Regions from separate parts of the Homo sapiens genome. Here region 1 is linked to region 2. A link is an interaction called in ENCODE POLR2A ChIA-PET data of the cell type or tissue named here. Cell type or tissue: OCI-LY7. All regions are shown on one strand. Each heading gives the region's core, and the rest is flanking DNA. Links, peaks and the distances in the headings are about the cores only. Region 1 overlaps BICD2 (BICD cargo adaptor 2). Region 2 has its middle 31 kb from the start of IPPK.

What was found. Peaks named below come from ENCODE experiments on the same cell type or tissue, not always from the same donor. Only the 100,000 strongest peaks of a DNase experiment are listed, where the experiment ranks them.
Region 1: POLR2A ChIA-PET joins it to region 2 with 5 read pairs; 8 of 35 experiments call an interaction of 5 or more read pairs at or near these places.

What each region holds. Positions count from the first base shown.
Region 1 is chr9:92,755,656-92,761,033 of GRCh38, reverse strand. All of the region lies in intron 1 of BICD2 (BICD cargo adaptor 2), which reads left to right. Among named protein-coding and RNA genes, the nearest start is that of BICD2, 6.5 kb to the left of the region's middle. In OCI-LY7, for the core only: no CTCF peak of the experiment used is centred there; a DNase peak (open chromatin) is centred at 3,233; H3K4me3 peaks cover 781 bases; H3K27ac peaks cover 3,119 bases.
Region 2 is chr9:92,698,221-92,703,598 of GRCh38, reverse strand. No RefSeq gene overlaps it. Among named protein-coding and RNA genes, the nearest start is that of IPPK, 31 kb to the right of the region's middle. RefSeq lists an enhancer at 5,267-5,378. In OCI-LY7, for the core only: no CTCF peak of the experiment used is centred there; no DNase peak of the experiment used is centred there.

The DNA of each region.
Region 1 (5,378 bases), core at 145-5,144, 57 kb before region 2:
CTGCAGGAAGTGGGGGCAATAGGGTGATTGGCAGAGGACCCTCCAGGAGGTTCCTCTGCAGAGTTACTGGGGGTGAGGCCCAGCCTCTTTGATTGTTTGCTTCCAGAGCAGGAAAAGTCCTGGTCTTGGTTAAAGCAAGTGTGGGATTCTCCCATTCGTCTGATAACCCCTGAGAACATTGTTGTGTCCATTTCTGAACAGAAGGCTGTTGGGAGCAAGGAGGCTCTGGGAGACCCAAGGGCCTTTCAGGGGGCTGGGTGGTGGCAGTGGTCTGCTGTTGGTATGAGGAAGCCTGGCTTGGGTGGGAGCTGGGGCCCTGTGAATACCTGAAGCACAGATGGGTCTGACAGTTGGGGAGAGGCAGCTATAGGCATCCAAAGATGATGACCATGTGGCTACACTGTTGTCACTAATTGTTGGGCAATTCTCTCCCCGCTGGGCCTCTCTTTCCCCACTTTTAGAATATGGGGCAGGGGGTCATGAAGGAATCTTTAGGGACCCTTACACTTTTAAAAATGTCTGAAACTCCCACATCGAGCCCTGGTGCTGTTTCTTCCTGTAGGGCCTGGCGACTGGGCACTTGTGTATCTCAATCATCCTGGGACCTGGCCAGGGAATCTGCCCAGCCCTAGGCATGCGGATGGTGTGCTCCAGGCCAGCCCTGCCAGCATGTGGAGGCGTGGACCTGGCCACCCTCCATGGGATTCAAGGCAGGCACAGCTGTGATGGAGCAGCTCGTCTTTGGGGATGCCAAGCGAGCATGCTTTGTGGCTTAGCAGGTGGATCCAGAGGAAGGCCAGGCCCAGTGCTGGGAGCCCCTGGGCCCCTGGGGGTGCCTGGCACCACCTGAGCAGGACCGACTGTATATGATGTCTGTCCCTGTGAACTCCATACTGACTCCACAGGGGGAGTCTGGGCCCTGCCTGGTCTCCCAGGAGCTTGCGGCCCTGGATGAGCCGCTGCCTGTCTGGGCCGTGATAGGTTAATGATGATGCCTGTTACCTTGGCCCAGTGCTCTGTGAGCCCCCAAGGTCAGGGAGTGGTGTCCCTGTGCCCTTGTGTCTGAGCATCCGGCCCAGGTCCATATAGGATTCCTGCTAGGTCTCCCCTGTCACTTAGGGACCACAGTCCCTTCCTTTGAGGGAGGAGATCAGTTTCTTCTTTGTCAGTTTTGGGCATCCCCCAGTCAGTCAGACCTGCTTCCCCACATAGGTGGACCAGATGAAACTGTTACACACATCGGGGGTAAGAAAGATTTGGTTTCTTCTCAGACAGTACACCAGCTGTTTGAGGTGGTGGTGGCTGGTGGCCAGGGCTGGCCAGGACTATGCAGGCTTTGACAGGTAAAGCATTGGCCTTAGACCCTGTGTTGTCCAGTGTTCAGAGTGTGGCCTCTGAAGCCGAACTCTGGAGCAGGAGAGGGCCCAATGTGGCTGCCTAGCTGCCTCCTTGGGCTCAAACCCTGCTGTCCCAAGCTGGGCTCTGCTCTGCTGTGGGAGGTGGATGGAGAGATGGGGACTGAGTGGCAGGCAGGCTCCCCTTGCCACCCTCAGAGCATTGCAGGCCAGGGTTAGGGTTAGGAGGAGGTCACTGGGGGCCCAGCTTCTTTTTTAGAAGCTACTGTGTTTTAAAAAATCATACATTCACTTTAAGAACAGCAGAAAGTGGAGAGAACAGTGTCAATAGGACCTGTGTAGATGGCGCAGGACAAATGTGGGGAGCACTGGGTGTTTCTCTCTGCCAGCTCTTCTTCCCTTGTGAGTGTGTGATGTGTACAAGACACCATCAAACACAGGGGAAAGGCTTTGTGCATCTGTAATAGTTGTTTTTTGTTAAAGTTAGTTTGTTGCTACTCTGAGATACATAAAAGCAGGTTTAATTCAAGTAGATAAAGACAGGAAGGTTTCTGTGGATCCAGAGGTTCTGTGGTACTTCTAACTTATACTGTTGTGTTACTATATGAAATAATTGTCATGGTTTGCTTTTTATAGTTGGCTTTTTACTTTTTAATTTATTATTATTATTATTTATTTATTTTGGTAGAGTCAGGGTCTCACTGTGTTGCCCAGGCTGCTCTTGAACTCCTGGGCTTGAGCGATCCTCCCGCCTTGGCCTGCAAAGTGTTGGGATTAGAGATGTGAGCTACCACGCCTGATCTATAGTTTGCTTTTTTTTTTTTGAGACGGAGTTTCGCTTTTGTTGCCCAGGCTGGAGTGCAATGGCGCGATCTTGGCTCACCACAACCTCCGCCTCCCAGGTTCCAGCGATTCTCCTGCCTCAGCCTCCCTAGTAGCTGGGATTATAGGCATGTGCCACCATGCCCGGCTAATTTTTTTTGTATTTTTAGTAGAGATGGGGTTTCTCCATGTTGGTCAGGCTGGTCTCGAACTCCTGACCTCAGGTGATCCGCCTGCCTTGGCCTCCCAAAGTGCTGGGATTACAGGCATGAGCCACCACGCCCAGCCTTTTTTTTTTTTTTTTTGAGACGGAGTCTTGTTATGTTGCCCAGGCTGGAGTACAGTAGCTCGATCTTGGCTCACTGTAACCTCTGCTTCCCGAGTTCAAGTGATTCTCATGCCTCAGCCTCCTGAGTAGCTGGGATTACAGGTGCGCGCCACCACACCTGGCTAATTTTTGTATTTTTAGTAGAGACGAGGTTTCTCCATGTTAGCCAGGCTGGTCTCGAACTCCTGACCTCGGGTGATCTGCCTGCCTCAGCCTCCCAAAGTGCTGGGATTACAGGCGTGAGCCACTGCGCCTGGCTGCTTTACTCATTATTTACTTATTTATTTATTTATTCATATTATTATTATTATTATTATTATTATTTGAGACAGAGTCTAGCTCTGTTGCCCAGCGTGGAGTGCAGTGGCACGATCTCGACTCACTGCAAACTCTGCCTTCCAGGTTCAAGCAATTCTCCTGCCTCAGCCTCCCGAGTAGCTGGGATTACAGGAGCCCACCACCACGCCCGGCTAATTTTTGTATTTTTAGTAGAGATGAGGTTTCACCATGTTGGTCAGACTGGTCTCAAACTGTTGACCTCAGATGATCCACTCGCCTCAGCCTCCCAAAGTGCTGGGATTACAGGCGTGAGCCACCGCGCCCAGCCTTTACTCATTTTTTAAAGCCACCTTCTTTGTTGGATGTTTCCACATAATCAAAGGTGGAGAGAGTAATAGAGTGAGTCCATGTATGCTCCTGCCCTGCACCTGCAGTTTGCAGCTGTGGCCGGTCTTGTTTCTACCGCAGTTCATCCTGTGTAGCTGTGTCTGTAAGTATATCAGTTGTTTTGCTAAGAAAATAGAATCTTTTCTTTTTTTTTTTGAGATGGAGTCTCACTCTGTCACCCAGGCTGGAGTACAATGGCGCGATCTCGGCTTACTGCAAGCTCCGCCTCCTGGGTTCACACCATTCTCCTGCCTCAGCTCCCCCCCGCCCCCCCGCAGTAGCTGGGACTATAGGCGCCTGCCACCATGCCCAGCTAATAGAAAATAGAATCTTTTCTTACAAAACTTAACCATTGTTGAACTTTCACACCTAAGAAACTAACAAAAATTCTTTAGTGTCATCTGTTGTCCAGTCAGTGTTTGGATTTCCCCAGTTTGGCTCATAAATTTCATTTTACAGTTACTTTGTTTCTTCAGAAGCCAAGCAGGATCTGCAGGTTGCATTTGGTTGAAGGCCTTCTCAATTTTTTTTTTTTTTTTTTTTTTTTTTTGGAGACAGTCTCGTTCTGTCGCCCAGGCTGGAGTGCAGTGGCGTGATCTTGGCTCACTGCAATCTCTGCCTCCTGTGTTCAAGCAACTCTCCTACCTCAGCCTCCAAAGTAGCTGGGACCATAGGTGCACACTGCCACACCTGGCTAATTTTTTGTATTTTAGTAGAGGCGGGGTTTCACCATGTTGCCCGGGCTGGTCTTGAATTCCTGAGTTCAGGCAATCAGTCTGCCTCGGCCCAGCAAGGTGCTAGGATTACAGACCTTGTCATTTTAAAGACAGCGCCATGTGTGGCCTGTCCTGTCCCCTTTCATACTGCACTGGCATTAGCCCTGGCTACTCTATTTTTATGCTGTGGAGGGTGCCGGTAGGCGGAGATTCCCACTTTATCTGCCCCTGCCAGACACCTTACTCTTGTCTTTCTCTTTTATTTCCTTTTTTTTTTTTTGAGACGGAGTCTCACTCTGTTGCCCAGGCTGTAGTGCAGTGGCGCGATGTCTGCTCACTGCAACCTCTGCCTCCCGGGTTCAAGCGATTCTCCTGCCTGAGCCTCCTGAGTAGCTGGGATTACAGGCGTGCACCACCACGTCTGGCTAACTTTTGTATTTTTAGTAGAGACAGGGTTTCATCCTGTTAGGCAGGTCTTGAACTCCTGACCTCATGATCTGCCTGCCTCGGCCTCCCAAAGTGCTGGGATTACAGGCGTGAGCCACTGTGCCTGGCCTCTCTTTTCTTTTTTAAAATATTAGCCAGGGGCCGGGCGCAGTGGCTCACGCCTGTAATCCCAGCACTTTGGGAGGCTGAGGCAGGCGGATCACGAGGTCAGCAGATCGAGACCATCCTGGCTAACACGGTGAAACCCCGTCTCTACTAAAAATACAAAAAATTAGCCGGGCTTGGTGGCAGGCACCTGTAGTCCCAGCTACTTGGGAGGCTGAGGCAGGAGAATGGCATGAACCCGGGAGGCGGAGCTTGCAGTGAGCCGAGATCGTGCCACTGCACTCCAGCCTGGGCAACAGAGCGAGACTCCGTCTCAGACAAAAAAAAAAAAAAAGTAGCCAGGGTGCCTCCTTCAGCTGATGCATCATGGCTTGGCTCTTGCATTGCTGCATTGTCATCACCTATTCTGGTTCATCTGTCGCCCCAGCCTTTACTGTGGAGCTCTGCCCACCTGAGGTGATGTTGTCATCTAGTGGGTGTAGATGCCAAGCCCTTCTAAACCAGAAGGGAGGAACTAGTATTGTCACTGTCCTACCATTGAGGGTGCTGAGGTCATAGTGAGGACCACTCATACTCTTACTAGCATGGCAGTGGACTCAGCCATTCTTGGCTTGACTTCTGTGACCTGGAGCCAGTCTCTCCCCTCTCTGGGCCTCAGTTTCCTTGTTTTAGGCCAGTGCATTCCTGACGCCCTTGGAGGTGGATCAATTTCTCCCTCTAGTGACAGCATCATGGCGGGCTCAGGCCCAGGACGCAGCTGCTTTGCAGGCATGTGTTGCCTGCTGCCTGGGCTCCCCATCTGCTTTGCTCTGCCCTTCTTCCTCACACCCATGTTCCCTCAGTACCACCCTCACAACATGCTGGGGTGTAAGGGCTGGTTGATGACAAGCATGTCCATAAGCCTAGGGGATTCCTTGGGTGTCCTAAAATGTGACCTAA
Region 2 (5,378 bases), core at 180-5,179:
GGCAGGAGAATGGTGTGAACCTGGGAGTTGGAGCTTGCAGTGAGCCGAGATTGCGCCACTGCACTCCAGCCTGGGTGACAGAGCGAGACTCCATCTCAAAAAAAACAAAAAGAAAAGAAAAGAAAAGAAAAAAGATGTAAAATGAATACACACCTACTTTAGGAAGGTAGGAAAAGAACAATTTTAGATCTATGGTAAGCAGAAGAAAAGAAAAAGTAGAGCAGAAATCAATGAAATTGGAAACAGGAAAAAAAAATCAATGAGACCCAAAGTTAGCTCTTTGAAAAGATTTTTTTTTTTTGAGAGTCTCGTTCTGTCAACCAGGCTGGAGTGCAGTCGCATGATCTCGACTCACTGCAAGCTCCGCCTCCTGGGTTCATGCCATTTTCCTGCCTCAGCCTACCCAGTAGCTGGGACTAAAGGCGCCCGCCACTATGCCTGGCTAATTTTTTTTTTTTTTTTTTTTTTTTTTTTTTTAGTAAAGATGGGGTTTCACCGTGTCAGCCAGGATGGTCTCGATCTCCTGACCTTGTGATCCGCCCGCCTCAGCCTCCCAGAGTGCTGGGGTTACCGGCGTGAGCCACCGCACCTGGCTGGTAAAAATTTTTTTTAAATGGAAAACTTCTATTCAAGCTAATTGAGAAAAAAGACAAACTACAAATGTCAGAAATGAACAAGGGGACATCCCTGCAGATCACATGGACATCAAAAGAATAATAAAGGAATACTATGAACAAGTCTGTGCCCACAAATTCAATAACCTACATGAAATAGACCCATTTTTTGAAAGACTGAATCTGCCAGAACACAAGAAGAAATAGATAATGGGCCTATATCTATTAAAAAAATTAAATCAGTAATCAATAACTTTCAGAACATAAGTGCAAGGCCCACATGGGTTTACCAGTGAATTCTACCACACTTTTTTTTTTTTTGAGACGGAGTTTCGCTCTTTATGCCCAGGCTGGAGTGCAGTGGCGCGATCTCGGCTCACTAGAACCTCCACCTCCTGGGTTCAAGTAATTCTCCTGCCTCAGCTTCCTGAGTAGCTGGGATTATAGGCACACACCACCACGCCCGGCTAATTTTTGTATTTTTAGTAGAGACAGCGTTTCACCATGTTGGGCCAGGCTGGTCTCAAACTCCTGACCTCAACTGATCTGCCCGTCTTGGCCTCTCAAAGTGTTGGGATTACAGGCGTGAGCCACCACGCCTGGCATCTACCACACATTTAAGGAAAAAATTATACCAATCCTCTACAGTCTGTTCCAGAAGATAGAAACAGAGGGGAAACTTCCTAACACTTTCTATGAAGCCAGCATTGTCCTATTACCAAAACCAGACAAAGACATTAACAGAAAAGAAAAGGACAAACCAGTATTTCTAATGAACAAAGATGCAAAAGTCCTCAACAAAATATTAGCAAATCAAATCCAAAAATGTGTAAAAAGAATTATGCTCTATGACCAAGGGGAATTTATCCCAGGTATGCAAAGCTGTATCAAAATTGGAAAATCAATTCATGTAATCCATCACATAAACAGGGTAAAGAAGAAAAATCACCCTATCCTATCAATAAATGCAGAAAAGGCATTTGACAAAATCCAACCCCATTTATGATTAAAAAGAAAAACTCTCAGCAAACTAGGAATAGAGGGGAACTTCTTCAATTTCATAAAAAGAACATCAGCAAAATACAACTAACATCATAATTAATGGTGAGAGACCTCAAGTTTTCCCATTAAGATGAGGAACAAAGGCAAGGATGTCCCCTGTCACCAGTTCTTTTCAGTATTCTACTGGAAATCCTAGCTAATGTGGTAAGACCCAAAAAAGGGGGAGAGGGGCTGGGGACACTGGCTCATGCCTGTAATCACAGTAGTTTGGGCAGATTGCTTCAACCCAGGAATTCGAGACCAGCCTGGGCAGCATAGTGAAACCCTGTCTCTACAAAAGATACAAAAATTATCTGGGCATGGTGGCACGCACCTGTAGTCCCACCATTGCACTTCAGCCTGGGTGACCCTGTCTCAACAAATAAATAAACAATAAGTAAATAAATGGTATCCAGATTGAGAAGGAAGAAATAAAACTGTCATATGCAGATGACATAATTGTTTATATAGAAAATCTGAAAGAATAAACAACAACAAAAACCCCCTGGAACTAATAAGCAATTATAGGCCAACAGTAGGATACAAGGTATATAAAAATCAATTGCTTTCCTATATACCAGCAATGGACAAGTGGAATTTGCAATTAAAAACATAACACCATTTACATTACTATCCCCCCAAATGAAATAATTAGGTATAAATCTAACAAAATATGTTAGATCTATATGAGGAAAGATCTATATGAGGAAAACTAGAAAACTGATTAAAGAAATCAGAAAAAAATACAGATCTTTTGTATTCATTGGTAGGAATACTCAGTATTGTCACAATGTCAATCTTTAACTTGATTTGTACAATCAATATAATCCCAATCAAAATCAGAGCAAGTTATTTTGTGGATATTGACGCACTAATTCTAAAGTTCATATGGAGAGAATAGACAACTCAATATTGAAGGAGAGGAACAAAGCTAAAGGCCTGATACTACATGTCTTAAAGACTATAAAACTACAGTAATCAAGATAGAATGGTCAGTGTGGTATTGGCAAAAGCATAGACAAACAGAATAGAGAGCCTAGAAATAGACCCACACAACTATAGTCAACTGATCTTTGAGAAAGGAACAAAGGAAGTATAGAAGAGAAAAGACAATCTTTTTAACAAATGGTGCTGGAACAACTGGTCTTCCACATGCAAAAAATGATTTTAGGCAAAGACCTCATATTCTTCATAAAGAATTACTCAACATGGATTACAGACCTAAATGCAAAATGCAGAACTGTACAACTCTTAGAAAATATAGAAAATCTAAATGACCTGGGGAATGGCAGTGACTTTTTTTTTTTTTTTTTTTGAGACAGGGTCTCATTTTGTCACGCAGGCTGTAGTACAGTGGCATAATCACAGCTCACTGCAACCTCTGCCTCCCAGGCTCAAGTGATTCTTACACCTCAGCCTCCTGAGTAGTTGGGACCACAGGTGTATGCCACCATGCCTGGCTAATTTTTGTATTTTTTGTAGAGGCAGGGTTTCACCACGTTGCCCAAGCTTGCCTCGAACTCCTGGCCTCAAGTGATCCACCTGCCTCAGACTCTTAAACTGCTGGGATTACAGGCCTGAGTCACTGTGCCTGGCTTGCTTTTTTTTTTTTTTTTTTTTGAGACAGGGTTGGCTCTTTCGCCTAGGCTATAGTACAGTGGCACAATCTCGGCTCACTGCAACCTCCATCTCCTGGGCTCAAGCCATCCTCCTGCCTCAGCCTCCTGAGTCTCTACAGGCCCACGCCACCGTGCCCAGCTAGTTTTTGTATTTTTTTGAAGAGATGGGGTTTCACCATGTTGCCCAGGCTGGTCTTGAACTCCTGAGCTTAAGCGATCCACCTGCCTAAGCCTCCCAAAGTGTTGGGATTACCGACATGAGCCACTGAGCCTGGCCACAATACATGGATGTTTTTCAATAAATATATTGGAAAATTTTTTTGGTGATTTGTGACAATTTGCAAAATCTCACAGGCAGACCATGTAGTTTAGAAATATTGAAAAACTTAAGTAAAAGATATGTCATGAATGCCTAAAATATATGCTGATATTAGTTTATTTTATAATTGACTACCATAAAATATACACAAACATAAACTTTACCAAAACGTATGCACACAAAGACTGTACATGGTGTCATTCAGTCAAGAGAAATATAAACAAACTTAAAGATGCAGTATTAAATCATAATGGCATAAGATTAACTGTAGTGCATACTGTACTATTGTAATAATTTCATAGCCACCTCCCTTTCTATTGCAGTGAACTTATGTGTTTTGATTGTCTGCTTAAAATGCCATCTGATGCTAATCACCTCTGTGTGAGCAGTTCATCTCTCCAGTAAAGTATCAGAGAAAAAAGTGGTCTTTCACAGTTTTCACATATTTCACATATTTTTCATCATGTTTGGTCCAATACCATAAACCTTGAATAACACCTTGAGACCCATATGAAATGCCACCAATGATGCTGAAAGTTCTCCCAAGAAGCAGAGAAAAGTCATGACGTTACAAGAAAAAGTTGAATTGCTTAATATGTACTATAGATTGAGGTCTGCGATTGCAGTTGCCCACCATAATGCTTCATCTTGCAAACAGACATTGTAAACTTATGGTATTGATAAATATTATACATTACTATAAATGTATTTTCTTTATAACCTTAATAACATTTTCTTTTCTCTAGATCACTTTATTGTAAGAATACAGCATATGACACATATAACAGAAAATATGTGTTAATCAACTGTTTATATTATCATTAAGGCTTCCAGTTAAGATTTCGAGGAGTCAAAAGTTGTATGTGGATTTTTAACTTGATTGCAGGGGCAGGGGTTGGCATCCCTAACTTCTGCATTGTTCAAGGGTCAGCTGTACATGGAAAATCCTGAAAAATATGCATGCCACAAGTGGGACATGCTACTGGTGCATGTGTGTGAGACCCACCACTGCCCTGCCTCTAGTGTGCACATGTGGGGACCCCTGTCACCCCATCAGTGCCCCATGGAATCACTTTTGCCAGCCCCCCTCCATAAGGGTGTTTTTGGCAGGAGACTGGGAAAACCTCAGCCCCACCAGTGCAGCAGATTCTTAACCTAGTGGGGCCAGAGAAAAAGGCTGCAGGTCTGGTCCCAGCACCCCCAGGTTTAGAGCACTCAGCCTGGGAGTGCAGAGCTGAGTCTTGGCCCCATGAAATCATCCAGAAACAAAGCCAATTGACTAAACCCAACTTATACCATAGTTCAACCCTCAAGCACATCAAAGAATATAAAAGCAAAAAGCTCCATTCAAAGGACAGCAGCTTCAAACATTAAGTGAACATCACCCCACACAGATGAGAAAGAACCAGTGGAAGAACTCTGGCAACTCTAACAGCCAGAACGTCTTCTTAACTCCAAACAACCATATTAGATCCCCAGCAATGGTCCTTAGTCAGACTGAAATAGCTGAAATGACATAGAATTCAGAATCTGGATGGCAATAAAGATCATTGAGATTCAGGAGGAAGGTGAAAGCCAATCCAAGGAATCTAAGGAATCCAACAAAATCATACAAGAGCTGAAAGATGAAATAGCCATTTTAGAAAGAATCAAACTGATCTAGAGCTGAAAAACTTGCTATAAGTTCATAATACAATCAGAAGTATTAACAGCAGAATAGACCAACCTGAGGAAAGAATCTCAGAGCTCACAGATTAGTTCTTCAAATCAACTCAGACAAAAATG